Linked DNA regions of Mus musculus: region 2 is linked to region 1. Evidence: chromatin loops called from intact Hi-C (ENCODE). Cell type or tissue: gastrocnemius. All regions are shown on one strand. Each heading gives the region's core, and the rest is flanking DNA. Links, peaks and the distances in the headings are about the cores only.

Region 1 (15,464 bases), core at 4,554-12,553:
AAGATCAACAATTGATAATTGAAACCTCTTGAAACTGAAAAGTTTCTGTAAGACAAAGGACTCTGCCAACAGGACAAATCAGTAGCCCTACAGATTGGGAAAAGGTCTTCACTAACCCTATATCTGACAGAGGGCTAATGTCCAAAATATATAAAGAACCCAGAAAGTCAAACTCCAAAAAAACCAAATAACCTAATTTAAAAATGGGGTATAGAACTAAACAGAGAATTCTCAACAGAGGAATCTTGAATGTCTGAGAAGGATAATTGAGTCTTAACTCATAGTTAAAGACCTGTATAGTGAAATGCCTCATAGGTGTAGTCAATGATAACCTCATATATGATGATAAGCCCTAAGATTATATAATTTTTTGTGTAGGTTCACTTGATTTTCACAAGATATTGTAGTGAAATGCTTTCCTCATGTGTGTGATGATCCTGTAAATGAACAATCAGCCAAAATAATGCACAGTGCATAAAATTACAGTATCTGAGAACTGAGTTGCTGGACTATGTATATCTATCATACAGCTTATTGCAATTTAAAAATGTATCTCCTTATAAACCTCATTATATCTCCTATTTCATCTTTTCATTGCACAACTTCTTCCTGCGTTAAAGTAATCTTGTGTTGTTTTGTTTATTGTGGACCCCAGTGCAATAGGCCAATCTGTCTATCTGTCCATCCACGGACCCACTTCATTATTATCACTTATCTTATGCTATTATCTATGTCATGAATCAATAGTTATCTTTCTACTTTTTGTCAAGGGTATATATTAGGTTAGACCATGTAAGTTTATGCAAGCATGTCTATTCCATCCATATATCAACAATTGTCTATTGCACCAAGCAATCAATCATATATCATCCAACCCTTTGGATTATGTGCATTTATCTTATCATTTAGTCAATCAGTCAATCCTCTCTACTATTTGTGTTTTTTGTGTTTGTCACTTTAACTGATCCATCAGTTATTTTTCTAACATTTGTCTAGGTGGCAGCATAGACCTCATAGATCTGTGCTTACATATGGATGTTCACATAGAGATACAATCCATAAATGACACATTTTTCAGAACCTATCTCTTGTCCTTAAGTGACAGACACATGGTTATTTAGAATTTGGCCTCTCTGAGAGCTTGAGTCATTGGTGAAGACTTCATATACTCTGGATACTTACAGGCAATTATCTGCAGAAGCCCTGGGCCAAGAGGGCCACAGAGGGTCCTTTGCCACTAATTTTGTTCCATCACGGGAATATGCTAGGTTAGAGAGAATGACACTATGACTCCCTTTGTGGGTCATCAGCACTGTAAAAAACTAGATACAGAATATAGGCTGCTGCTGTGCTATTTTTATCTTGTCTTAACTCACTGCCTCCTTCACAAGAATACTGATATTCATTATCTAATCAAATGCAAGTACATCAATTCATTAAAAGGGCATAAAGGGTTCGGTGGTGCTAGTGGTGCACACCTTTAATCCTAGCACTTGGAATGCAGAGACAGATGGATCTCTGTGAGTTCGAGGCTAGCCTGGTCTACAAAGCAAGTTCCAGGGCAGCCAGGGACATGAAGAGAAACCCTGTCTAGAAAAACCAAACCAAACCAAGCCAAAAACCAAAAACCAAAACAAACAAACAAACAAACAAAGTAAAAAGGAAAGAGTGTAAAGGAACATATGTTTGAGCCTGGTATACAAAAAGTACCCATAAAAATTCTTGCTTTATGATAGGGTCTCTGTAGCCCTGGCTGCCCTGGAATTTGACATGTAGACCAGGCTGGCTTTGAACTCACAGAAATCCTGTCTCCTGAATTGTGGGATTAAAGGTGTGTGCCACCGTGCTTAGCCTATAAATGGTTGTTTTTAAATGTTTCACACAGTGTAGAACTCAACACCCACAGGCATGTCCTGTAAATAGATTTTATTTTATTTTTTACAATATATCTAATCCTAACTCAGACTCCCAATGTAGAGGCTGTAAGAGAAAATTGCTTTACTTTGACTTTTTTTTTCTCTTTGGCTAGATAAGAATCCAAGATTTGTAAAGGTGCTACACAGGTGCTAGGAGAAATTTATTTCATACTCTGAATATGATCTGTTGGTTCTCTTTTGAAACAAATGAGCTATGACGCACAAGGTAATTTTTCTCTTTAAGAGCATGAGGAGTAGGGGCCTAGAGGAGCAGATAGGCGGGTCAGTGTTGCTTAAAATATTGACAAACTACACCTGGCTGGCATAGATAGTAAAAATCTGAAGAAGCCAGTAAATTATGGGTGAGACACTTTTTTGCATTCAACAAGCAAAGGAATCAAGAGAAAATGTGGAATGAAAAGTTTGAAAAGAGAGAGAAAAAAACCAAACAAGTACAAAGCAGATCTTTACATTTGACAAAGTACAAGTCACTTGGCTCCATGATCTAATCTTTAGTAGACAGAATATAAGGTCGTAGGATGTTGAGTAGTGTGAGAACTGAACCCTTTGGTCCTCTACAGGCAGCATCCTGAATGTGCCAGGAATGGCTGTGTGGTTACTTCAAACCCAAGGGGAAAAAAACCCATGAAGGACTGTTGTGTAATTACACAGCTTTCAAAGTTGAAGTTAAAGTTCCTTACGATATTTCAGGAGCTGTAAACAATTTTTGACAATAGCATTACAATGAACCACCCCTTGATCTCAAAGATAAAGCACCTGCTGTGTGGCACCAAGGCAAATGATGGTATGCAAATACTGGCTGCTCCAGAAACAGCTGTGGACTGGGTTGTGTGCTACATTCTCCTGCAGAGATTCTTGTGGCCAGTATGAAGTTCCTGTCCACGGCTATCTGGGAGGCCAAGGAAATGTGCGGTTTTCCTTAGGCTTCCTCTTGTGCACACTGAACCTTTTTGTTTTGGCCTTTCATCCCTTGAATCCAACATGTATAATTCTGATTTGGCTTAGATTCACCTAGGGGGTACAGCCAAACCTTCAGCTTGATTGTAGACACCCAGAGACTGTCTGAGTCATGTTCCAACCACCCATCACCATTCCATAACAATGTGGAACTTGTCAAATGTAAGCCATACCCCAGTAATAGGCTAACTTTGATAAATGATTGTGTATAAATATAAAAATTTTTTTGGTTGTTTTGCTTTTCGAGACAGGGTTTCCCTGGCTGTCCTGGAATTCACTTTGTAGACCAGGCTGACCTCGAACTCAGAAATCCACCTACCTCTGCCTCTGCCTCCTGAGTGCTGGGATTAAAGGCAAAAGATAAATTTTTATTGGGGGACAAAGATGTGGTTTATCTGGACCCCTCCAAAACTATATCCCCAAATTAACACATTCTCAGGGGCAGGGAATTTGATATTCACTTATTAAGGAAAATTTACTGTGATCAAAGTAACACTGGAGATGCCACACAACTTATTCTGCTAAGTGTTTAGGTGCCAGAGCCTACACACATCTCTTGACACAATAACAAAGCACTAGACATCTCTCTCTGAGTAACACCTTACTCAACCACAAACTGAAACCTACCTATTGCCCCTGATCCACAGCCTCACAGATATGGCCTACTTTCTAGGTCTTTCTGTGATCTCAGGAAAGTCAAGAGAAGAGGCCCTATCTTCTAGTCTATTCTTTCACTCTTTATTTAAAATACAGGTCATCATCAAGTTATGACATAACGTAGACAAAGATCATCTTATTCAGTGATGGTGTACTGGATGGTTTTGTGTATCAACTTGACACAAACTGGAGTTATCACAGAGAAGGAGCCTCTGTTGAGGAAATGCCCCCATGAGATCCAGTTGTAAAGCATTTTCTCAATTAGTGATCAAGTGTGGGAGTGCCCATTGTGGATGGTGCCATCCCTGGGCTGGTAGTCTTGGTTCTATAAGAGAGCAGGCTGAGCAAGCCAGGGGAAGCAAGCCAGTAAATAACATCCCTCCATGGCCTCTGCATCAGCTCCTGCTTCCTGACCTGCTTGAGTTCCAGTCCTGACTTCCTTTGATGATGAACAGTAATGTGGAGGTATAATCTGAATAAGCCCTTTCCTCCCCAGCTTGCTTCTTGGTCATGGTGTTTTGTGTAGGAATAGAAACCCTGACTAAGAAAGATGGAAACCTTGAGATGCACACAAAGCCTTATTTACTTATTTAAAAATGATTCATTATTTTAAAAAAAATTAGTTTGCTGCTGTTGAGAACCGAATCTTAGCAGAAAGCGACTATCATCTCTGCAGCCATCTCAGGCTATTTACTTACAGGTGGTACTTTTCCACCCCGATGAGAGACTTGTTTTCCTAGCATGATGTTTTTTCAAGAAGCCCACCACAGCTGCATACACTCTGATAGCATCTTGTTTTTCTCCTATACATCCTGGACCGGTGGCTAAGTGTCTCCAGCTGCACTCCCCAGTGAGTACATACATACCCATAGCTGCCTTTCAATAATTGAGACTCAAGACTTGAGACTTGATCCTTGATAGTCTGTGTTGTCTCCATTCTTCAAGTCTCTTGCTCCTCAGTTACCACTCTCTCTCTTGCATACCCCATTGACTGACCTGAGGATTGGGTCATTCTGTGAGATAAATTATAAGGAGGGTAGAAAAAATTAGTTACGTTTTACCTGGGTCATACTTAAGGACTGATCCTTATTTATTGTCTTCAAATGGTGTCACTACCTGGTGACCAAGTATTCAAATCTATGAGCCTATTGTGTGCATCCCTATTTAAGCCACCATAGTGGCTAAGAAAAGCTACTGAGGCTAGGCATGTGTCAGGGAGATCTGAAGAGCACTTTGATATTATTTATTGAGATACAGAGTTTGGAGTTTTCCCAACTTGGGTTCAGTATTTCCTCACCATGCTCCCTTTCATTCCTTTTTTAATGGTAAAGTATATTCTGTGCCATTGTATGTTAGAAGTATGCAATCTGCTTTTGGATTTTGATTTTACAGGGGTTACTATTAAGTGATAGCCTTGAGTCTCAGAGAAGACTGAACTTTCGACTTTTAATGATGGACTTTTGATGTTTTGATGTTGCATTTTTCATTATGATATGGTTATAAGCCTATGGGAGCCAGTGAGTGAAAGGTGGTGGTTTGAATAGAAATGGCCCCCATAGGCTCATAGATTTGAATACTTGATCACCAGGGAGTGGAATTATTCAAAAGGATTAGGAGATGTGGCCTTGTTGGAGGAAATGTGCCACTGCAGGTGGTTTTGAGGTTTCAAAAAGCCCATTCTAAGACCAGATTTTCTGTCTTTCTGTTGCCTGTGGATTTGGATGTAGAACTGTTGGCTATTTTTCCAGTGCCTTGTCTGCCTGCCTACTACTGTGCTTCCCACTGTGATGATAATAGACTGAAACTGCAAACAAGCCCCAATTAAATGCTTTCTTTTATAGAAGTTGCCATGGCCATGGTGTCTCTTCACAGCAATAGAACACCAACTAAGAGAATATCTGTATGTCTTTTGGGTATTTTCCCAAAGGAAACTATGAAGAAATGAATATTTTTGACAATCCCCAGACATTCATAATCCCCAAATCCAAAGTATAGATTGAGAAAATCAACTCTTTTATTTTTTTATTAGATATTTTCTTCATTTACATTTCAAATGCTATCCCCAAAGTCCCCTATACCCTCCCCCAACCCTGCTCCCCAACCCACCCACTCCCACTTCCTGGCCCTGGCATTCCCCTGTACTGGGGCATATGATCTTCGAAAGACCAAGGGCCTCTTCTCCCATTGATGGCCGAATAGGCCATCCTCTGCTCCATATGCAGCTAGACACAACAGTACTGGGGGGTTATTGGTTAGTTCAACTCTTAAGTTAGCAATATGAGTTTCAGTGATGTTTGTTCCTGTTTCATGTCTCAGAGAATTCTGTCCTCTACAATAGGAAGCAGTGGTTTATCACGTGACAACAGGTGGAGCCAGGGTAGGAAAAAGAGTCTTTGACTAAAATTGCTCAGTGGATAAAAATTAATGCAGAAAACCTACATACCAGTGTGCTGCTTCCTGTATTGACAAACTCCATTTGGAGATTTTTCTTTTCCCATCACCAAGCTGTAAGAGAACGTTCTATATGGAGGTTTAGAGTAATAAAATGTATTATGATATGTGGTAGTTTGAATAGATTTGGCCCCCATGTGTTTGAATGCTTGCTCCCATGGGGAGTGGCACTATTAGAAGGTGTGGCCTTGTTGGAGTAGGAATGGCTTTGATGGAGTGTGTCTTCGTGGGAGTGGGCTTTGAGTTCTCCTAGTGCTCAAGCTCCACCCAGTGTGGAAAACGCCTCCTATGGCTGCTTTTGGGTGGAGATGTAGAACTCTCAGCTCCTTCTCTAGCACCATGTCTGCCTGCATGCTGCCATGCTTCCAGTCACAGTGATAATGGACTAAATCTCTGAGATTGTAAGCCAGCCCCAATGAAATGTTTTCCTTTATAAGAGTTTCCTGGGTCATATTGTTCCTTCACAACAATAAAACCCTAACTAGGATTTTATTAAAACCCTAATAGGATCCTTGTTCAAAGTCAACAATAATATTAAGCGAGAAGAACAAACTGAACCTAAACATTTGTGCTAGAATTGTACCAGTATATAGTGAAGGCAGGTCATATAGCTTGCAGGTTTTGTAGCTTGCAGATTCTGATTATGGCCTTTCTCCAGCACATGACTGCTAGTTAGTAGGAGTGAAGCTCCTAGTTAGGCACCAGTTCAACTTCTCTGTTTTGATAGCATATGTAAGTTTTGTCTTCATCAATAGGGCCTTACTATTAGGTTGTAGATAGTAACCAATAGCCTTGGCAATAGCCTATAATGTTGGGGGTTTTCAAAGGATCCTTTGGACAACAACTCAATAAGATGTAACCTATCTTTGACATTGGAAAGTTTATTTGGTGGCCTAAGAGTCTTGTTAGGGCAATCTCTCCACTATTATTTGGTGTCTCCATTTAGATCCCTCTCATATATGTATATATTTTATTAAGTCTCTACAGTAGTAGGTTTCAATATGGTTTTACCTTAAGTGTTAGTTGTTCCTCCTCACTTCCTGTCATTCCTTCATCTTGCACTTCTATTCCCCTCTCTGTTTCTTCTAGTTTCCCTTTTGATAGATTTTCATTTATGTTGGATAACAATGTTTTAACATTGCTTATTATTTTTATGGGTATGGATGCATGTCCACTTGTATGTCTATATACTGCATTGGTGCCTGGTGCCCACATGTTGACAGGAGAGGACATTGGATCACCCTAGGTTTAGAATTATAGGCAGTTATAAGATGCCATGTGCATACTGGGAATTGAACCTGGGTCTTCTGGAAGAATAGTCAGTGCTCTTATCTACAGGATCCTCTCTCCAATCCCTTGGGTAACTATGATTGCTAATCTTGATTGTCAATTTGACTATATCTGGAATCAACTAAAAACCCAAATAGCTGTACAAATGTTTTCTTGATTAGATCATTTTGAGTTGAGAAGACCCACCCCAAATCTGGGGCCACACCTTCTGGCAGCCCACATAAATGGACATGGAAGAAGGAAGTTTTGTTATTTTCCCTCACTCTCATTGGCAACTTCATGTATTTTGTTCTTAAGGCATTCCTTTGTTGTTATTAGAACCCACTTCTTTGAGGTTCCAATATATACTGAAGACAAGCAGCTCTCTAGGACTTCCCTAAGACTTCAGCATCAGATTGAGACTGCTGAGACCCCTGTCTCATCAACTGAACAACCACTGATGCTTTGGCCTTTCCATCAGGAGATAGTCATTGTTGGACCACATCCTATAAACCACCTTAATAAATCCCCATACACATCAGACAGGCTTGCGGGTATGTGTACACATGTACGCATACACACTCCATCCTATTAATTTTGTTGCCTTAGAGAACCTTGACTAACATAGATTATGGTACTGAAGTGGTTCTAGAAAAACAAAATTTTATGCTAGAATTATTGTGGCTGCTATTGTATGGTGTTTTTGCTGTGAGAGCTTTTCTCAGAAGTCCTACTGCCATGTCTGCACTACATTGGACATCACAATACCTATCATGGATGTGAATTCCGTGGAGAGGCCATTATACATTATGATATCCTAAGAAAGCAAGCCAAGTGACAGTCATTAGCTCAGCTCACATGGAAAATGGACCAATGGGAAAGCTGGTACTAAACAGGAGAGAGGTGTAAGGGATTTTTTTTGGTGAGGCAGGAAGGAAAACTGTTCATGAAGAGCTGCATACAGATTATTCTTTGTGAAGACTTCACATTGAAAATGTCAAGCTGAATTTAGGTATTAAGGGCAGCTGACTATGTCTACTTTATGCCATGACAAAACTCAATACTACTGGTGCAATAATGGCTATCCAACCAGTAGAACATGATTATTAAAGGGCAGTTCTCACAGTGGAGAACCATTTTCAGTTACAATGGAAAGGTGAGGTAAGACTGCCATCTAGAGTGTAGACACCAGCTATACAACTCAACATCTTTGGCTGCACTGGACATCTTGCCAGATCATTCATTACTCAATCCTAAAGGTGGATTGCTTAGACTGAGAACCACTTTGCTTGGATGCTACCACAAGAGTGGCATCTCCACAAATAACTACCATTCATAAGGGTGGGGTAACTCCTTGGGAGCATAAATCCAACAGAAATGACTGTATTATACTCATGTCCACCAGACTTAAAACAAGCAGTGGGTGTGCTCTATAATGACTCCTTGGGTTGAGCACAGAGATGAAATAAAAAGATGTAACAGGTAACAGGATCACTTTATTCTGATATATATGTGTATATATGTGTGTGTAGAACTTCCTTCTTCCATGTGTGTGTGTGTAGAAGAACTTCCTTCTTCCATGTCCATTTATGTGGGCTGCCAGAAGGTGTGGCCCCAGATTTGGGGTGGGTCTTCTCAACTCAAAATGATCTAATCAAGAAAACATTTGTACAGCTATTTGGGTTTTTAGTTGATTCCAGATATAGTCAAACTGATAAACAAGATTAGCAATCATAGTTACCCAAGGGATTGGAGAGAGGATGTATACACACACACACACACACACACACACACACACACACACACACACACACACACTTTTGAGATTGGGTCTCAGTATGTAGTTCTGGTTGGCCTATAAATCACTATGTAGACCAGTCTAACCTAGAACTCACAGAAATTTCACCACTTCTGTCTCCTAAATACTGGAATTAAGGGTGTGTACCACCACACCTAGTTTCATATTTTTCTTGACAATCCTTTGATTTCTGTTTCCACCTACCAGGAAAACATTTGCACATATTTTAAACACACAAGAGGATGTTCTTAAGGTCCCTTCCCCTTAGGAAATAATCCAGATATTTGAATCATGTATATCTGTGGGTTGTGTCTGTTAGATGAACAAAGACACTTTCATATGCTCTGAACTTGAATTACTTTAGAAATGAGGAAGATTCTAAAAACACAAGTCTCAGCTGAATACTATCTAAACAACATGTCATCCCAGATGATTTTTTATTATAATACAATGTAAGAAACAAGAAAAGCAATCACAGAAATACAATGTCATCCTTTAGCTGCTTTGGCCCTGGAGTGACCTTCCTTTTATGAGTCCATTTCAAATAAGAGTTTGTGTCACAAACATAGTCACTGCCTACATAACAAAAATACCCCCTTTTAAATTTTCAAAGAATGTTTTTTTTTTTTTCTTTTTTAATGCTTGGAAACTTATGACAAATGAGATTATTTTTTTCATTTTTTATTAGGTATTTTCTTCATTTACATTTCAAATGCTATCCCCAAAGTCCCTATACCCTCCCCCTCCCTGCTCCCCAACCCACCCACTCCCACTTCCTAGCCCTGGCATTCCCCTGTACTGGGGCATATGATCTTCGTAAGACCAAGGGCCTCTCCTTCCATTGATGGCAGACTAGGCCATCCTATGCTACATATGCAACTAGAGACACAGTTCTATGGGGTACTGGTTAGTTCATAATGTTGTTCCTCCTATAGGGTTGCAGACCCCTTTAGTTCCTTGGGTACTTTCTCTAGCTCCTTCTTTAGGAGCCCAAGATTATTTTTTATTTAGTTCTAAACACACAAGAATTTGAGGCACTGGAGGAAACATCATGAAGGTGTGATTATTTAGCAGAAGAGACGGAGGAGCTGAAAATTACTTAATACTTTTAATATTACTTAATATTTCTAATAATTAATATTTTAATATTTTTCTTTTTATTGGCTATTTTCTTTATTTACATTTCAGATGTTATCCCTTTTCCCTGTTTCCTCTCCGAAAACCTCCTATCCCTTCTCCCCCTCCTCTGCTTCTGTGAGGGTGTTCTCCCATCCACCCAGTCCCACCTCCCTGCCCTGGCATTCCCCTACACTGGGTCATCCAGTCTTCACAGGACCAAGGGCCTCTCTTCCCATTGATGCCTAACAAGGCCATCCTCTGTTACATATTCAGCTGGAGCCATGGGTCCCTCCATTTGTATACTCTTTGGTTGGTGCTTTAGTCCCTGGGAGCTCTGGGGGGTGGGGTCTGGTTGGTTGATATTGTTCTTCTTCGTTTGGAGTTGCAAACCCCTTCAGCTCCGTCAGTCCTTTCTTTCACTCCTCCACTGGGGACCCTGTGCTCTGTCCAATGGTTAGCTACAGAGCCTCTGTATTTGTCAGGCTCTGTCAGAACCTCTCAGAAGACAGCTATATCGGGCTCCAGTCACTTCCTGGCATCTGCAATAGTGTCTGGGTTTGGTGACTATATATGGAATGGATCCCCAGGTGGGCCAGTCTCTGGATGGCCTTTCCTTCTGTTTCTGCTCCATACTTTGTCTCCATATTTCCTCCTATGGGTATTTTGTTCCCACTGTTAAGAAGGACTGAAGTAGTCACACTTCGTTTTCTTTCTTCTTGAACTTCATGTGGTCTGTGAATTGTATCTTGGGTATTTAGAGCTTTTGGGCTAATATCCACTTATCAGTGAGAGCATACCATGTGTGTTCTTTGTTACCTCACTCAGGATGATATTTTCTTTTTTTTTTTTTTTCCGAGACAGGGTTTCTCTGTGTAGCCCTGGCTGTCCTGGAGCTCATTTTGTAGACCAGGCTGGCCTCGAACTCAGAAATCTGCCTGCCTCTGCCTCTGGAGTGCTGGGATTAAAGGCGTGTGCCACCACGCCCAGCAGGATGATATTTTCTAGTTCCATCCATTTGCCTAAGAATTTCATGAAGTCATTGTTTTTAATAGCTGAGTAGTACTGCATTATGTAAATGTATTACATTTTCTATATCAATTTCTCTGTTGAAGGGTATCTGGGTTCTTTCCAACTTCTGGCTATTATAAATAAATAAGGCAGCTGTAAATACACTGGAGCATGTGTCCTTGTTTTATGTTGGAACATCTTTTGGATTATATGCCCAGGGGTGGTATAGCTGGGTCCTAAGGTAGTACTATGTCCAATTTTCTGAGGACCTGCCGACTGATTTCCAAAGTGGTTGTTCCAGCTTGCAATCCCACCAACAATGGAGGAGTGTCCCTCTTTCTCCACATCCTCGCCAGCATCTGCTGTCACCTGAATTTTTTTATCTTAGCCATTCTGACTGGTGTGAGGTGGGATCTCAGGGTTGTTTGATTTGCATTTCCTTGATGACTAAGGATGTTGATCATTTCTTAAGGTGCTTCTTGGCCATTTGATATTCCCTGGCTCTGTACTCCATTTTTAATAGGGTTATTTGGTTCTCTGGAGTCTAGTTTCTTGAGTTCTTTGTGTACATTGGATATTAGCCATATCTTTTCTTTTTAAATGTTAAGGAAAAAGCAGTATGAAATAGTATGAGTAGAAAGGTTTGTAAGGATCAGGCTAGTTTCAGAGAAAGAGATGCCATGTACAGAATCCTGACCAAGAGCAGGGACAAAATTGTGGGCCTGTCTCATGGTAAGGGAAATTTGGGGGAGGAAGGGCATGGGAAGTGCAAGATTAACAACACAGGTCTCAGGGGGAAAGTAGTAAGAGACTATGGGAGTCCCTGGAAACCCAGGGAATTTATTGGAGAATACTGTGAGGACATTGCAGAAGAAACCAGATGAGCTACATTGAACTAAATTAACCAACTCTCAGATTTGGTACAAGGACTCATGGTGCCTCCAAAAATTGGGAGTGGATACAAGATAACTGGTAGTATTTTGACCTATTTATTGCTCCATTTTTGTTACTATCTATTCTACAGTTTGTATAATTATAAAAAGATCTTTGCTTTACACCCTCTTCTATACAAGGCTTATCCTCTTTCTGTCCCAAATCTCTCTTTGGTTATAATATCTGCCAGTTTTATGTAAAATACAGATTCCATATGAACATGAAGTAAGATCACTCTTTAGTCAATCTACTCTGGGAAATCAGAAAGCAGAAGTCTGTTTTAGAAGCAGAATGGATAGTTGTCATCAGTTAACACCCTGTGATTCTGCAAACCCATACCAAGGGGCACTCAAAGCTTGCTGTTGCTGTTGGCCTGTCTGTCACCTCATTTTTTCCTCAAGCGCCTTAAGGAAATGTATGCCAGACTTGCGTACTGACTCCTACAAATTCTCCAGGCTTCTGCAAGGGGAGGCCAAGAAGGAAACATCTGCAGGAAGAGAGCAACAGAAATGGGTGAAAGCTGAGTAGGGAGGAAGGTGTGGAGATGTGAACATGGAGCTCTGGGGTGTCAATGAGCTTAGAGAAAGTGGAGGAATAGAAGCTCAGCTTCTGATTTAGGGTTGAGAGGGCAGACAAAACAGGAAACACACAACAGTAAGGAAGACAAGTATTTGTGTGGATTCAAAACCGTCTCAGATGGCAAGGCCTTTTTAGCCTTATGAATATACCTCAAATAATGAAGAGGTCGCATCCTGGTAAACCCATCACAAGTTGAAAATATCACAGGTGGAAATTATATTTAATAATCTTAATGTGGTCTAATGTAAAAGTGTCCCCTACAAAACAAGCTTTTGTTGCGCACACCTTTAGTAATTCAGCACTCACTCCAGGCTAGTTTGGTCTACACTGCGAGTTCCAGAAAAGTCTGAGCTATAGAAAAAGACCCTGTTTCAAAAGCATAAAACAAAATAAGTTCTATGGCCTCCTTTTTTAAAAAATGTTTTTTATTAGGTATTTTCCTCAATTACATTTCCAATGCTATCCCAAAAGTCCCCCATACCCTCCCCCCCACTCCCCTACCCACCCACTCCCACTTTTTGGCCCTGGTGTTCCCCTGTACTGGGGCATATAAAGTTTGCATGTCCAATGGGCCTCTCTTTCCACTGATGGCTGACTAGGCCATCTTTTGATACATATGCAGCTAGAGTCAAGAGCTCCGGGGTACTGGTTAGTTCATAATGTTGTTCCACCTATAGGGTTGCAGATCCCTTTAGCTCCTTGATTTCTTTCTCTTGCTCCTCCATTGGGGGCCGTGTGACCCATCCAATAGCTGACTGTGAGCATCCACTTATGTGTTTGCTAGGCCCCGGCCTAGTCTCACAAGAGACAGCTATATCAGGGTCCTTTCAGCAAAATCTTGCTAGTGTATGCAATGGTGTCATCGTTTGGAGGCTGATTATGGGATGGATCCCTGGATATGGCAGTCTCTAGATGGTCCATCCTTTTGTCTCAGCTCCAAACTTTGTCTCTGTAACTCCTTCCATGGGTGTTTTGTTCCCAGTTCTAAGAAGGGGCAAAGTGTCCACACTTTAGTCTTCGTTCTTCTTCAGTTTCATGTGTTTTGCAAATTGTATCTTATATCTCGGGTATACTAAGTTTCTGGGCTAATATCCACTTATCAGTACATGTCATTTGAGTTCTTTTGTGATTGTGTTACCTCACTCAGGATGATGCCCTCCAGGTCCAACCATTTGCCTAGGAATTTCATAAATTCATTCTTTTTAATAGCTGAGTAGTACTCCAGTTCTATGGCCTCCTAATTGAGAGCCAGGCTGGGGTGTTGGTGGTGTTATTGAGAGATACATCATTAGGGTACTAACTCCTAAAGTGGATGAATCTGTTCATGAGTATATAGCTGAATGGATTATCAGGAGATAACATCTAGTTAAAGGAAATAGTTCATTGGGGGCACCGACCTTTGGTGTGTATAGTTTGTTTCCAAGCCTGTTCTCTACCTCTCTGCTCCCTGACTTCTATGATGTAAACAGCCTTCTGTGTCACATTATACTACTATCTTCATGCTTTGCCTCCCCACAGGTTCACAGCAACAGAGTCAGCTGACCCTGGACTGAAACTTTTGAAACCATCAGCAAATATAAATCATTCTTTCCATTTACCTCAGGTATTTTATCATCTGAAAAGGCTAATATAACCTGACTAACAGCACCGTTTAGCCTGTCATCTTTCTTTCTTTTTCTGTTTTGCTACTATTTAATTTTAATTCATTTTTATTAGATATTTTCTTTATTTATATTTCAAATGTTACCCCCTTTCCTAGTTTCCCCTCTGAAAATCCCCTATCGTCTCCCCCCTCCCCCTGCTCCCCAAAACACCTACTCTCGCTTCCTGGCCCTGGCATTTCCCTATACTGGGGCATAGAACCTTCACAGGACCAAGAACCTCTCCTCCCATTGATGACTAACTAGGCCATCCTCTGCTACATATGCAGCTAGAGCCACGAGTCCCTCTGTGTGTTTTCTTTGGTGGTTTAGTCCCAGGGAGCTCTGGGGTTACTGGTTAGTTCATATTGTTGTTCCTCCTAGGGGGCTGCAAAGCCCTTCATCTCCTTGCGTAGAGAAAGCTCTAGCTCCTTCTTTGGGGATCCTGTGCTCTGTCTAATGGATGACTGTGAACATCCACTTCTGTATTTGCCATTTACTGGCAGAACCTCTCAGGAGACAGCTATAATCAGGCTCCTGTCAGCAAGCTCTTGTTGGTATCTGTCATACTGTCTGGGTTTGGTGGTTGTTTATGGTATGGATCCCCAGATGGGGAACTTTCTGAATGGTCGTTCCTTCAGTCTTGCTCTGAACTTTGTAACCCCTGCCTGTCCTCTTTCAAAGAAGCATAGAACACGTACATTAGTCTATGACTGGAGACAATAATACAACACAGAGCATTTTGCTTCCTTTCCTTTCCTTTTCTTTGAGACAAGGTGTTTTAGTTATTTTTCTATTGCTGTGACAAACCACCGCAACCATGGTAACTTACAAAAAGAAGCATTTAGTTGAAAGCTTACAGTTTCAGAGTGTTAGAGTCCATGCCCATCTTGGTGGGGGGCAGGGTAGGAAACAGGTAGGCATGGTGCTGGAGCAGTAGCTAAGAGCTTACATCCCAACCCACAAATAGGAAGCAGAGAGAAAGGTCACTAAGAATGGTGAGCTTGGGCTTTTGGAACCCCAAAGCTCTCCCTCAGGGATACATTTCCTTCAAGGGGGGCCATATCCTCTAGTCCTTCTGAAACAGTTCTGTCAACTGTGGATCAAGGATTCAAA
Region 2 (15,464 bases), core at 3,464-11,463, 110 kb before region 1:
TACTTTGCGTATTATACCCCTGCTTCCCCAAAACCCCTGCAAATAAACAAGCAGCAAAGAACCCCAGTGGCAATCAAATATTGCTCAATATGCAATCTGTTAGCTGACTTGTTTGTTTTGAGACAAGGTCTCACCATATATCCCAGGTTGGTCTCAAACTCAGGATGCCTTTGTCTCATATTCTGTGGTGGTACACACCTTTTATAACAGCACTCAAGAGACTAAGACAAGAGATTGCTATAAGTTTTAGGCCATCCTGAGCTACAAAGTGAGACCCTGTTTCACATACAAATAAACACAGCTACATATTTTTTTAAAAAATCTCTACCAAGTCCCTAGGAGAACTGAAGTTTTATGCTAAAAAAGGCAATTTAGTCACTGTAGGTCAGTATTGCACATAAAAATTAAAATTTTACTCCTAGCTTATCATGAAGGTACAAGCCTGAGTCTCAACTACTCAGGAGGCTTAGGCAGTAACTTATCAGCCCGTGCTCCCAAACAAACAAACAAGCAAACAAAAACCAACTAACAAAGAACAACAACAGCAACAAAAGGAGTTGGGAGCAACAAGATAGTTCAGCAGATAAGGTGCTTGCTGGTAAGCCTGATGAACAGATTTTGCTCTCCAGACCCCACATGGTAAAAAGAGAGAACCAACATTCATTCATGGGAAGGGGAGAATTGACTCTTGAAAGCTCTCCAGAGTTCCACAGATGTGTCACACACACAGACACAGAGAGACACACGGGGGGGGGGGGGTGTCTGAATAAATTAATTAATGAATTAACAAATAAAAATTTGGGCTGGGGATATAATTCTGTGGGAAAGCACTTGTCTTCATGTATGAGGCCCTGGGTTCAAGGAACCACTCCTAGCAAAAACAGGAAGTAGTCCATCTAATAATAACTCACTTCAAAACTCAAGACAATATTTTCTGAGACAGGATCTCACTGTGTAGCCCTGACTGGCCTGGAACTTGCTGTATAGACAAGCCTGGCCTCACACTCACAGAAATCCACCACCTGCCTCTGCCTCTCAAGAGTTTGAGATAAAGATATTTGCCAATGCACCCAACAAGTCTAGACAATTTCATCCCAATATCATAACAGACATAATTTATAATTGTCTCAAGACTGCACATATAGCACGAGACATCTGGAAAAAAATGAGGTTTTGACAAGTCTCATGTAAAAGACCCAGGAGCACCCAGGTGAAGAGCATGTAGACAGGTAGCTGTCTGAGGGTAGGAGTCGAGGAAAGGCATCCTACATGTGGAGTGAACAGAAGCAGGAAATATGTAAAGCTTGGAGGTGAGCTTGGAGGGTACCAATGGAGTCAACTTAGATATAATACAGACCATGGAGGAAAAGGAGGAAGAATGAACACCAAGATCAAATTAGAACGACCCGGACTGCTAATAGTGGTAGAAGAAAAGACAACTCAAATCGCAAAAATACAACACTGTAGATGGTATTACTCCCCTGAAGCCAGCTGGTAGAATCTCAACCATATCCTTAAGTTTGGTAGGAGTCTGGGTCCCTGGTTGGTGGGCTGAGAAACAGAAACTAATTTGGGCCTTACTATTAAATAATTATGCTTTCTAGGAACAACCCACATGGCCATTGTTAAATACATAAGTAAAATGTATACATGTACAAAGGAATATTATCCAGCCCTTTGAGATGTAGCTCAGTGTTAGGGTACCTTCAGGGCATGCATAAGATCTGAGGTTCCATCTCACTATCCTCATGGGGCCAAAAAGGATGCTTTGTCTTATGTTACAATAAGGATGAATTTTGACATTATGCTGTATGACATACACTAGATTAAAAAATATATAACTCCATTTATATGAGGTACCTAAGTACCCAAAACTATAGAGACAGAAACAGAATGGTGGTCCCAAGGGGCTGGAAAATGGAAGGAGAAATGGATAGTTAGCACTTAATGGGGCCAAAGTTTCAGTATGACAGGATGGAATGCTGTCAACACATGGACACTGGTGATGGCTGTACAACAATGGAAAATTTACCTAGTGCCACTGAATCTACATCTCAACATGCTTAAAAATGCTCAATTTTATATTAGATATATTTTCACACAATAAAATGTTGTATACTCTCCAATATATGAAAGGAAGAAAATGACTTTGGTCCAGTATAAAACTGATAGGGACGAAACTTTAAAATACATCCTTGACCCCCAAACTTTTAATTGTACTAACATTAAGAAAATATTTAGGGGAGGCCTGGTGGGGGGCATCCTCTTGAAGACAGGGAAGAGGAGGAAGGGGATGAGGAACTGTGGGAGGGTGGACTGGGAAGTAGGTAATGACTAGACTGTAAAAAAATAAAAATAATTTTAAAAATAGGAAAGCTGTGGTAACAGGGTTATTGTGCTAGGACTTGAGCCCAAGGCTTTATGCATATAAAACAAGCACTTCATAATAGATCCTAAATATCTCCAGTCCCAGTTTTTCTGAGACTGGGTCTCATAAAGTATCCCACACTACCCTAGAAGTCAGAATTATTAAGTATGCCACTATGCCTGGCCAAGACAGTTTTTGGTGGAGTATTTCCTCAAAATGATGTATTATGTGTGTCTGAGTCAGCTATGGTGATTGGGTTTCAAGAGTCAGTTTTTTGTCCTGTTCCCACAAATGCTTATTTGATAAGTTCTGGGACATTCTATCAAAGTGATCTCATCTGAACCCTTCTACCTTCTCAAGGAAGGCTGATGCCTGCCACCTATCATTTCTTGTCTACAAAGGTGTTTATTTACTAACAGAACACCCATTTTCCTTTTTCAAGTATGCCCCATCTATATTTTCCAGGGAAAACATGTTTGCATTTGGGAGACAGCATGGTATTTTCCTTTCTATTGCTCCCTTGACAAGAGATATTTATATATGAAGGAGGAATGTAATCAAAAAACAAAAACCTGGTGCTGTAGCTCTAGCCTGCTGCCACTGTAGCCTACAATCTGATACTGTTCCAGGATGGTGATTGTGCCTAGGACCTAGAGAACAGCTTCAGTACCAACTGTGTGGGCAAGCATTGGGAAAAGCTGACTATGAATTTGACATCTGTTTCACCTCAGTGCAGAAAAAAAAAAAAAAGCAATCTGATCCTCTGAACAGCTGCCAATAGAGAAGCCCTAGCACTCAATGAGTATGGGGGTCTGACTGGCCTAAATAGAAACTGCTGCCAAGCATTGAGGGGCACAGGTAAAGATCTGAAGGTGCTCCTATGATGTTCCACCACCACCGATGGTGCCTAAACATCCCTTCTACAACATCAGTAAGGATCACAAATCAGATAAGACAATAGAGTCCTTTAGACTCTCACAAGAGACTGTCTTTATTATAGCTCATGATAACAGCCTTTAGGGTGTCATCAAGTATCTAGAGGGTCTTCTTTAAGAGGTCATCATGGTGGACCTTAACCTTACAACGTCTCCCCTCTTTGATCTGGGAGATCTCTTTAAAGAAGGAAACTTAGACAATAGCTTAAGCCCATCAAGCTCATGCAATTCCTTGGGGATGAAGAAACCCAAATGTGAAGCTGTGAAAATTGTGGCTCCTTAGGGCAAGGCCAAGAAATAAAGGCAAGCAAGTGCACTACTCCAAAAAAAAAAAAAATGTTCCCTTCTCGTGCAGGTCTTCTGTATCTCACGTCTCCAACACCTGTCACTCTGATTATATCTTCAGGATCTTAATTGGTAGTTTCAAATGGAGTTATGTGGCTCCCATTTTCATTTCAGTATTTTGTCTTCTAACCCTTCACAGAATCTAGTCAGAATACCACCTGTAGGGTACAAGTCCATAGTCCAAACCCAGGAAATGCTGCTCCTTTTATCCAGGAGAGTCAAGTTTGTCTTAGCGCATTGTTTACTAAGGACCCACTTGGGAAGACGACAAAAGAACCATGATAGGGAATACCCAGTGAGCAACTAGAGCCTATTTTTGTCCCTGGAACCTGTCTTATGCGTTAGGTCTCAAAGAAACCTTGAACAAATGGCTAACTGAGCTGTCTATTTAACATATCAAAGTGGATACTGGCCACTGGATTATCCCAGAATCTCTCAACTTTACAAGCACCAGTTACAAAGTTGCCCTGGCTGGCAAACCCTGCCCACTACTCTAAACCTCCCCAAGCCCTGAGCTTTCACTTTCTTGTCCCCAGTTTCTCTTTTCCTATAAAGCCTAACCATTTCAGCTATGAATCCTCTTGCTTCCCACAGACTTTCTTGGGTCCAAGAGAGGAAATCCTCTCTTGGCCTCCTCCTCTCTCTTCTCTTCTCTTCCTCTCTCCTCTCATAGTCCTGTTTAGTCTGCTGGCAATGTTCAGTCTGGACTCTTCCATATTCCTCTGGCAGTTCTTTAGACAATAAACCTTCTCCACCATACCTTGGAGCCATCATGTCCCCATTTTTCATTCACTATGTTGTACTTCAGTTGGGTAACTGGAAGAGTGGTCGTTCATGTGAAAGATAAATGTGCCCTGCATAGTGATTAAAAAAAAAAAACAATTCCCTCCCTGGCCCTAAAGGATCTGGTTCTAGAAGGCTGGAATCAATCCTGAATCAAGCTTATGTGCTATATTTAATGATATACAAAACCCCTTCTAAGGTTTTCTATTGGTAGCTGAAATAGTCCTACATGTATGTGCTCAACAGACAAATCAACCATTCCCTCCACCAAATTTGGATAAATTCCTTGGCCTCAAAGGACCAGGAGTCCATCCTGTTGTGTATTTTCTGCTTTGTTTTGTAGCAGTGAAATGATCCTTGACAACATCTAACACACAGTATTTCATCATGCCTCATAAATCAGGTTCAGTTGCTTGGCCCTGCTATGTGAATACTGCTACTCACTTTGTACAAAACAGAATGACATCTTTTTCCAGACCAGTATAAGAAAATGATATATAATTTTTTAAAAGAAAATGTTTTATGAATTTCCATTCTATACTAAACCCATATGCTATCTCAAGTTGGACTTAATTATTCATGCTTGTACTAGACAACCAACTTAAATTTGGCACCAATTTTCAAGGAATAATGAGCCAGTCCAATGGTTGGCTATAAGCAACCACCTCTGTATTTGTCAGGCTCTGGCATAAACCCAGAGCTCCCAGGAACTAAACCACAACCAAAGATTACATGGAGGGACCCCATGGCTCCAGCCACATATGCAGCAGAGGATGGCCTTGTCAGACATCAATGGGAGGAGAGGTTCTTGGTCCTGGGAAGGCTCGATGCCACAGTGTAGAGGAATGTCATGGCAGGGATGCGGGAATGGGTGGTTGGGTGGGGGAGCACCCTCATAGAAGCAGGGAGAGGGAGGATGGGATAGTGGTTTTTAGAAGGAAAAAAACAGGAAAGGAGATAACATTTGAAATGTAAATAAATTAAATATCCAATAAAAATAAATAAAACATTTAAAAAAAGAGTGACTCAGGCATGGGTGGTACACATCTGTGATCCCAGAACTCAAGAGTTTAAGAGAAAAGATTATGAGTCTGTGGCCAGCCCGAGCTACAAGCAAACAAATAAAAATAGAAAACAGAATTGCCACATGATACTTTTTATACTGTAGTCCTGTGTTTGTAAGGAAAGGCCAGAGTGTGTATTTAACTACCAATGCAAAACTATAGATTTTTTACTGTAATTAAAAAATGAAGCCTTGCGAAGACAAAAGAATATAAATTCTATAGGTAACCAGGTGCACTGTGGATGAAACATTGTAATTTGGTATAATGGAAATATGAAGGGCCATATTCACTTCAGGTTCAAAGTGCTGATGTAAAAGCTCCACAAACAAAATGTGTAGGGCTTGAAAGGAATACAGCAGCATTAGGGAGGACATTCCATGGAGGTCTTGACATGAAGAAACATGCAGGCAGGAAATGGAGGCATGCCAGAGGGATGAGTCAGGGGAAACAGTGTAAAGAATACACAGGAGTGTGGGAGGATCCTGGCAGAAGGTGAGAAGACTGAGAACTTGACCTTGAAGCAGAACGTGGGCACTGTTCTTCAGGTAGTGGAGGTGGGTAAGGGAGGGCAGAGAAGTCAAGTGTAAACTTATGATGAAAACAACTACTTCAGGATATTAACCTTGTAGTGAAAATAAAAATAAATGTCTTCAACAAAAAGAATAGAACAGCAAAAGCCAGACATGGTGGTAGGCACCTGAAATCCTGGCATTGCGGGGGGGGGGGGGGGGCGTGAGGCTGAAGTAGGAGAATTACAAGTTTGGGGACCACTGCAGCCGTGATGAATACCCACCCTGAAGCCTTTTCAGTGCTCTTGACAGAAGTTATTTTTATAGTGTAAAGACAACTAAGGTAAGCAGGACTCTGGTGATAGAAGGAAGAAGACCTAGCTCACCATTCACGTTGAAGTCAAATTCTGAGCTTGGAGAAGTGGAATATACCCACATGTCCAGTCATCAGAATGAAATAGGGAAGAGCAACTTTGCTGTTTTATGAGTCTAAGATCACACGTCAAAATGTGAGTCACACCTGCAGGTTATCAGCTGTAATTATTTCCAGAATATTTTCCCTTCCAATGAATAGCCTAAAGTGCATGAGCAGGCCATGCCTTTTGTTACACAGGAGGATAATAACCTCCCCATCTTCTTAAATCCATTACTCATTCTGTTTGCTCTCAGTTCCTTCAGAAAGGAAGCTTGACTCAGGCCGGGGGTGGGGTATTTAACAGGTTGGGAAAGGCCACTAAGGTGGGACTTCAGGGAAAAATAATATAGAGGTCTAATAATCCTTCCATTCATCCCTGAAATGAGGCTCAGGTTATACTTGGCCCTAAGACACAGAGAGGCAAATGTGGCCTGGATGGGGTGACAAAGACAGGTAAATGAAATGTTTTAAAGGAAGGTAATGAATTGGTGACAAGTTCTGATGCAAGGGCAGGGTCATGTAGACACGAAAATGGAAAACAGAAGTACCTATGGGGCCTCAGTCTCCCAAGAGATCCAGAGGCTGAGCAGATAGATATTAGTGAACAAAAAGGAGCTGACTGCTCTCCTGACTGTGAGAACCAGGCATTGGTTCAAAGTTTTGCAAGACAGAGAGGCAGGCTCAGCAGCCAGGTAGGATAGACTGGGAACCAGAGAGCCATTTACATTCTACAGCAAGGACTCACAGTTTTCATGATGATGGGTGACCTCTTCCCCAGATGAGGTAAAAGCCTGGCAAATCTCTATCAGGACAATGTCAAATCTCTATCAGGACAAGACTGTACTCTAAATAGTGCCAGATACAGTCTTCCTAAAAGACACCCAGGGACAGAAAAAATAAACTCAGAAAAAATTTCTAGAGAAAGTTCTATTTCTATAAAAACAAAGGATTTTAAAACAGCATATTTTCAGTACTGCAAAGCACCACCAGTTAGCAATCCAATGTCCTAACTCACAACTTTAAACCTAAAACAAAAGGGGGAAAAAAGCTTATCTATAGGGCCTAAGCAGTGTCAGAAAAAGGAAGAACCTAGAACCACCCTGATTTGACTCTCCAAAGCCAAGACTCACATCTCAATGACAGTAAAACACAAGCTCGGAAACAATACCCTACACCGGGAACATCTCTAAAGTCACAACTAGCACCTTTTCAGTACAGTCAGCAGAGGGCACTGGAGGGACACCAAGAGAAGACTGGTTTCCCTTCCTTATCTCACGTGCTTTCCTCTCTGCCAGCCCTGTGGGACATGGCAGTCCTGTGGTACACCTAGTGACAATAGTTTCAAAAGTGTCTTTCTTGGTTTCATTAGCACCCCTTCAGCAGTTTCCCAGTGAGTTTTAGCAACAACTTTCAAATGGCTTTCTAGTGAGTTTCAGGGCATCCTAGCCAGTTTCCTAGTGAGCTTCAAGAACAGCACAGGACGACATTTTACTGATTGCCTCTGGGCCTGTGGCCCTGACTGTCTTCCCTATCTAGAGAAGACAGTCAGGCGTCAAACATACACACAGTCTCATTCTCATTCCACCCCCCTCTTTCTCTACCACCACCACCACCAAGCTTTTGGGGTGCTGAGGAAGGGAAGACAGATTTCTCTTTTTGTACATACCCTGGAGATTCTGCCTTCTTAATGCCAGGTCCAAAAAAGAAAAAAAAAAGAAAGAAAAACAAAAACAATAGCCTAATGCTAGTTAATGATTCTATACAGTATTTAAGTGATGAGTCCACATTATAGTGTCAAAACTAGCACCAAACTACCACATTCAAGCAATCTCTTGCCTCAGCATCCTGAGAAACTGTGACTATAGGTGCATGAGCAGGAGAATTTTTTTTTTTTTAAATCAAGAGCCACAGGCATAGAGTAAATCAGTCTTGCTGAGGCAGGCGGATTTCTGAGTTCAAGGCCAGCCTGGTCTACCGAGTGAGTCCCAGGACAGCCAGAGCTACACAGAGAAACCTTGTCTTGAAAAACCAAAAAAAAAAAAAAAATCAGTCTTGCTTTGCAAGACCTCTGGTTTCTATGGCAACTGCTCTAATTTGTTTTTATAAAGAGACAAGACAGAATATAACACAGCCAATTCACCAAATTCTGATTTGTACTAAGCAATCTTTATTCTAATTTCTGTATGGTTTGTTACCCAAACCTAATTGATAAAAGTTCTGAGGTAAATGCATTACCAGATACACAGCCCTGATGGCACAGAGGAAGAGAAAACCAGGTGGCAAGGTAGAAAAAGGTTTGTGTCAAAGAGGGTTTACAAAACATTGAGGCAGGAAATGGGACTTAAGACTTGTTTGTACAGGATTTGGTAAAAAAAAGTCACTCATTTTTCTTTAATCTCACTTTGGTTTTCCAAAACCTGATTATCTTAAACTGGGTTTGCCGATGCACTGCTGTAATCTCAGCTACTTGGGAGGCTTATTAAGGAGAACTGGGAGCTCCAAGCCAGTCTGGGCTTCCAAGCCAGTCTGGGCTTCAGTGAGACCAAATATTAATAAAAAAAAAAAACAATAAAAGCAAGCAAAAAAAAAAAAAAAAAAAACTACCAGGACAACAAGGCATAGTGGCAAATACCCACAACCCCAGAACTGGAGAGGTAAGAGGCAAAAGGATCCAGAGTCCAAGGTCACCCTCAACTATATTATTCTATTCAAGACTAACTTGAGCTACACAGATCGTACCTCAAATAAGTAAAAGGGAGAAGAAAGGACAGAAAAGGAGAAGAAAGTTAAGGGAATTGGGAAATGAGAAGAAAAGGGGAAAGGAAAAGAGAGAGAAGGAAGAGAAAGGAGAATGGACAAAAAGAAAACACTCAGTACAACCAGGAAAGACAAGCAGGAAGATAAAAGGTAAGATAAAAATGGAGATATGTTGCAAACTCATAATACTAAGTATACTCACAGAGCACTGTTGTTACACTCTGTTCATGTCAGAATGAGATTAAAGTCTGGTGTGGTGGCAAGTGCCTGTAAAATCCAAGCATTTAGGAGATGAAGGCAGAAGAATCAGTTCAAGGTCATCCTATATAAGTATGGGATACAAGACCCTGCCTCCAAAAGATGAAAACACCCTAGGTCAACTATAGGATATAACTGAGATGTTTGAAACATGCTACAAACTCCAAGTATTATACAAATTTATTCACAAATTACTATTATTATTATAATCTATTTATGGTGGATTGGGACTGGGAGCTGGGCTTTGTAGAGTATGCCTGCAACCCAACACTTGGGAGATGGAGGAAGGAGAATGGCAAGCAGTTCAAAATAATCCTCAGCTTGTGAGTTTCAGGTCATCTTGGGCTATATGAGACCTTATCTCAATAACCAAAAAGAGTGGTCTGAAGAGGGAGGAAGAAGAAAAAGAAAAGGGGGTGGGGGGGACTGAAATGAAGTACAAACAATCCCACTCTCAGGTTCAGTGGCAACTTCTACAGATCCTGGTAATAACATAAGAACATCAGAAGCTTAGTGGAAAGGGAGACCTCTCCAAAGTTAGGTAGAATGCTTCCTATTTAGAAAGGTTTCTTATCCTGTACATTTGTATTGTCTAAACAATAAGTTTTCTATACAGCTGGTATAACATTACCGAATTTCTAAGTGGGGTGACTTTTAAAATTTTAGCCTAAGTGAATTATGTAGAAACCAAGTCACAGTTCCCCTGTGAATTAAAGGCTACCTAATAGCTGGAGCTGGGAGCTGGGGCTGGGGCTGGGGATGGCTAAATGGTGGATCACTTATTTAGCCCTCACAAGGACCTGAGTTCCATACTTAGTGATGTAAGAAAACTAAAGAACCTTCTATGCACATATGACACATAGCCACTGATTTTGTTGTATATGTCAGAAATCACGTGTAATCCCAACACTCAAAATGTTTGAGGCAGGAGGATGGAGAGTTAGAGGCCAGCTGAGATACAAACTACATAGCAAGTCTGAAGCCCTATATAGAAAGACGATAGAGGGGGAGGGGGGTAGGTAACTTGTTAGGCTAATACAAATCTCTCTTTAAAATATCATGGTCTAAATATCCTGTACTTACAATCAAGTGGGTAACAGAAAACACATCTCACCAGCTGGCCCTCTGAAGGAAGAGACTGTGCATGGGTCAGGAAAACGGTTTTCAAGGATCTCTATTCATCAGGTCAAAAGAGGAAGCTGCCAAGGCAGAGGTGGTGCAACAGATGGAAGAGGTCATGTCACAGTCACACGAGATGATAGACGCAGAAGGGCCCAGAAGGGGGCTCCAACCTCTTTTCACACTCCGCTGCTCTACATCTTCTTCACCTTGACAAGCAAGGGCTGTGCTAACCATCAGCAGTTCAACTTAGTTAAGGGATAACCAGTATAAGGCCCTCTATTTGCCTGTGACCCTTCTCCCTCTCTCAGAAGTTTCTAATGCTTTTAAAATACCCTTGCCACAGAACCCTTGGTGCTTCTGCTCCCTGACTAAGAAAGAAAAAGGTTCCTGTCCTCAGGTCCTCAGTTGTGCACCGACAGCAACGTGGGGAAACGCCCAACTTCAGAATCGTACTAGGATCATGATATCTACAGGAACAAAAGCACATGCAACCATTTTTACATATGCAGCTCAAAGGCCTGATGCATAATGCACAAGTGAATAGCAGATAACTGGAGCTATGTATATAGATGTGTGATAATCAGCTTTTCAAAACTATGACAAATGCCTAGGAGAATCACTTGAAAGGCTGCTGACAAAGCAGTAAACCGGGCAGCAGGAGCACCTGGTAAATAAAACACATCTGTTCACCTCAAAGCAGTCAAGACATGAATGAGGCAGAGCCTGGGGTATCAACATTTCCTTAAAGGGTGTGTTCTCAATGGCCCATCTTCTAATTACTAGGTACCACTTCCTAGAGGTTTTAACATCTCCTAACAGTACCACACATCAGCAACTTTAAATACAGGGACATCAGGGGGCCTTTAAGATCCGAATCATACCATTATATTTATCAAAGACGCTCAGAAGAATGCTTACACCAATATTGAGTGTAAGAACTCAACAGTGGCTATTTTACTCAAATATCTGGTTAGTAAAAATTCGGGGTGAAAAAAAAATTGGATAGCCAAACAGAATCCCTTACCTAAAGCAAACTTCTCAGCAGCACTGATAACATTTGATGCCAGGTCATTCTTTGCTTTGGGCAGAATGGATGTACTATGCTTCTCAACTTTCACCTGCTAGCTACTGCTATCATCTCTCCAGACATTGTCACATGCCTCCTGAGAGACACCATCCCTCCCAGTGGAGAACCACTATGTTAAATGATATATTGGAGATATCTAGAATGGCTCATGTTGAACAGAAAACCAAAGCCAAGTCACTTCCTATGTACCATTGCAGGAAGCAGGGAGCAACCTGCGTCACACAAATCAGCCTCCTTCTGGTCTGTAGCAGAATGCCTAAGAGCTTGGAGAGGCCAGGTAGGCCATCATATTTAACATTGTTCTACCACTTCCATGCAAATAAAGCTTTGATATTCTATTCATCATTCGTCTTGCGGTCACACTCATTACTGAAATGTACATTACTCTGGCCCATTCACATTCAGCCTAGAAAACTCCAGACCTTATGTACTGGAGGCCTGGTTGTTCCTGGTGGAGCAATTGAGAAGTAACTAGGTTGTGAGGGCTCTGACCTAATCATAAAATAAGCCATTAGTGAGTTCATAAGATTATCATTACTGGGAAGTGAGGTGTAGTTGGAGAAAGTAGGTTATGACCTAGATGGGATATATCATGTCCCTGATCCTATGCCCCATTCTCTGCTTCCTGGCTATTGTGAGATGAATAGTTCTGTTCCACCACACCCTTTCGCCATAATGTTCAGCCTTACCAGAGATACAGAAGCAACCGAGGAGCCAGATGACCATCTACTGTAACCTCTGAAACTAGGAGCCAGAATAAGTATTTACTCCACTGAGTTATGTTTATCAGATGGTCTGTTACAGTGACAAAAGAGCTCTAATACAACTAGCATTTTTCTAAGGACAAAGACCAAATTTAATATATATTTCTTTCTCCTTTCTTGTACAGATGTCCTGACCACACAACAGACATCATTTCTGGAAAGGATGAAAAAGAGGAAAAGACTCAGCAAAGATAAAGAAAGTTCCTGACTATACCCTACTATTCATCTTATAACAATGCGAGGGGGGGAAGGGGTAGGATAGACACCCACCACCACCACCACTACCAAACACACCATACCACGGTGGCTGTGCAAGAAGGTTTCCAAATATTTAGCTTTCCAAACAGGCTTTCCACCCATCTAGCAACAATGCTTATGTGTTACTAAGCAGTTCTCACAGATATCTGGGTACAGAGGAGTCAGGTCATTTAAATGCTTGCTTCCATAGAGATTACTAGGACTACTGAAATCTGCAGTTTTCAAAGCACAAAAGCAATCTGGAAGAACAGATACACAATCAAGAGACAGGAAACGGAACTGCTGAGTGTTAGAACATAGAGTTCCAGATGCTCAGGACACATAGCTGTTTATTTTTAATGGGCATTCCCATCCTAGGGCTAGTTCAAAGGATGTATTGCTCTTAAACAATTGAATGCACTGTGGCTGTGCACGTAAGAAGGAAAGAGGGAGGGGGAACTGAGCTACAGTGACTTCCCTTGAAGTGAACTCAGGCACCACCACCCCCAGTCTTCCTTTCTCTTGAACACAATATGATGCTCTTGCTATTCACAAAGACTATCTTTTATTGGGAAAACATTTTGGTGATCCTTTTCAAAAGCAAACATTTTTAAAAAAAAGCTCTGTCTTTGACATGCAAGTGTTTATAGGGTTGAAAGGGTGAACACAGGAGGGGGGGGGCAGCGCTGGAAGTACAAAACAACCTCGGAGCAATGGCATGATCCTATGTTCAGAAGCCACAGACACGATCCAGGGCCACAGAGAAATAACTTTAGGGAAGAGCAGGTGTCTCCAGCTATCAATCTTGATTTTACAGGGTAGACTGTTTCAAATGTTTACATTGCTTTTCAAAAGAATTGATTCCTCTATTCCATCTCACCCTGCAAAAATAGAATTATGTTGCTGGGTATGATGATAGACATCTGCCATTCTGTACTTGGGAGGCTAAGGAAAGATCATGAATTTGAGAGCAGTACAGAGTACATTGGGAGGCGCTATTTTAAAAGGGGTTGATAGCTAGGGTTACTGTTCACTGCTAGAAGCCTTGTGTTATTTTTAAATCCCAGTAATACAGGATTTAAAAAATATTAAAGAACCATAAATTCATGTCCATGGCTGGCTCATTTAATTCAAAACTTATTCTCAGATATAAATACCCATGGGGTTTTTAATCATCCATGCACATACCCAGTACCTCAAGGTGTTCAAGTCCCTAATAAATGGTTTGTTATTTGAAAGGCAAATTTCACTTTCCTTGTTTTCTTTGTCCTGGATTTACCATTCAAAGGTTCAGGACTCTCCATAGTTGACCTTTCCCTGTAGCTTGACTCATGTCCAAGTTCCTTCCCTGTGATCCTTGATTGTGTCTTTTGGAAGTCGTCCCTCTCCCTCCCTCATCAGTAATACTGAACTCTCTGTGATAATTCCCAGCCCCATGCTTTCCAGTGTCTGAATCCTCTGCAGAGGGAAGAATGTGCACTATGCAGAGAGAAGAGAAGAAAACTGCTGGAAGCTGCAGAGCAATATAAGGGCAGAGATATCTGGGGCCATCTCTTTGCTCTGTCCTTGAACTAAGACAGGATACCTGTGGATGCAGAAGCTACTTGGCAACAAGGAAAACTTGAGGGCTATAGGCCGAGGTGTGGTATGGCTATGGGTATAGACAAAACTTCAGGACTCTGAGACTCCAGAAAATTTTCTGGTCCAGGATCCCAGCTATCTACCTAAAGAGCCTAAAATGAGGTAGTTAGAATAACTCTTCCTAGAAAAGTCTGATGTTTCAGATGGTTTCTAGCTCTATTTACTTATTGATATATTGTTTGTTTGTTTGTTTGTTGGGGGACACACTACCACTCTGTAGCCCAGGCAGGCCTCAAACTCCCAATCCTCTCACCTTTGCCTCTGAAATACTGATATTAAAAATGTGCGGGGCTGGTGAGATGGCTCAGTGGGTAAGAGCACCCGACTGCTCTTCCGAAGGTCCGGAGTTCAAATCCCAGCAACCACATGGTGGCTCACAACCATCTGTAACAAGATCTGACTCCCTCTTCTGGAGTGTCTGAAGACAGCTACAGTGTACTTACATATAATAAATAAATAAAATTAAAAAAAACGTGCAACATGCCCAGCTTATATACTTGTTTATTTTATTTTTATTTATTGGAGATGGGGGTCTAATCAGTCCAAGTCGACCTGGAACTCACTATGTAGCTGAGGTTGTCTTTGAACTTCTGATTCTCTTGAATCCACCTACGAGCTGAGATTTAAGGCATGAATCACTGAGCCTGGGTTAAATTTTTGGCTTTTCTTTTTCCTTTCAAAACACAACACCTATGAGAATAGTTTTATGTGGTTAAAAACATTGCTTACTTTTATAATTAGAACTATGAAATAGTAAAATTTATTATTGTTGCTGAGGAAAAAAAAGCAAAGAAAACCCTTGCTGGTTTCAGAGTAAGACATATTGGGTTAAGTGTGCTAAACATGGATGAGGCTGTAGGGTCTCCTCAGCACCACCAATAAATAAATAAATAATAAGAGTAAGAATAGATTAAATTTACCCTACATCTACCTCCTATAATGGCATTATTACATTTCTATTTTTGTCTAATGTCTGAATTTCCTGATAACAAAGAAATGTACAGTTGTCTTTGTTATCTGATGGAGGGGGTAGTGTTTCTAGTATCCCCTGTGGATACCAAGGTCTGAGGATTATCATGTCCCTTATATACTATGGAACAGTGCACACATACAATCTATTCATGGCCTATCATATACTTTAACCCATCTCTGGATCATCAATAATATCCAATACAATGC

What was found. Peaks named below come from ENCODE experiments on the same cell type or tissue, not always from the same donor. Only the 100,000 strongest peaks of a DNase experiment are listed, where the experiment ranks them.
Region 2: a loop joins it to region 1, with 2.8 times the contacts of the local background. A loop is called at or near these places in 24 of 42 quality-filtered maps.

The regions. Positions count from the first base shown.
Region 1 is chrX:152,810,757-152,826,220 of GRCm38, forward strand. No RefSeq gene overlaps it. Among named protein-coding and RNA genes, the nearest start is that of Gpr143, 37 kb to the left of the region's middle. In gastrocnemius, for the core only: a CTCF peak has its summit at 8,447; no DNase peak of the experiment used is centred there.
Region 2 is chrX:152,697,908-152,713,371 of GRCm38, forward strand. The region is part of intron 1 of Shroom2 (shroom family member 2); the gene reads right to left. It also overlaps the pseudogene Gm18298. Among named protein-coding and RNA genes, the nearest start is that of Shroom2, 64 kb to the right of the region's middle. In gastrocnemius, for the core only: a CTCF peak has its summit at 7,635 (motif pointing right); a DNase peak (open chromatin) is centred at 7,683; H3K4me3 peaks cover 203 bases.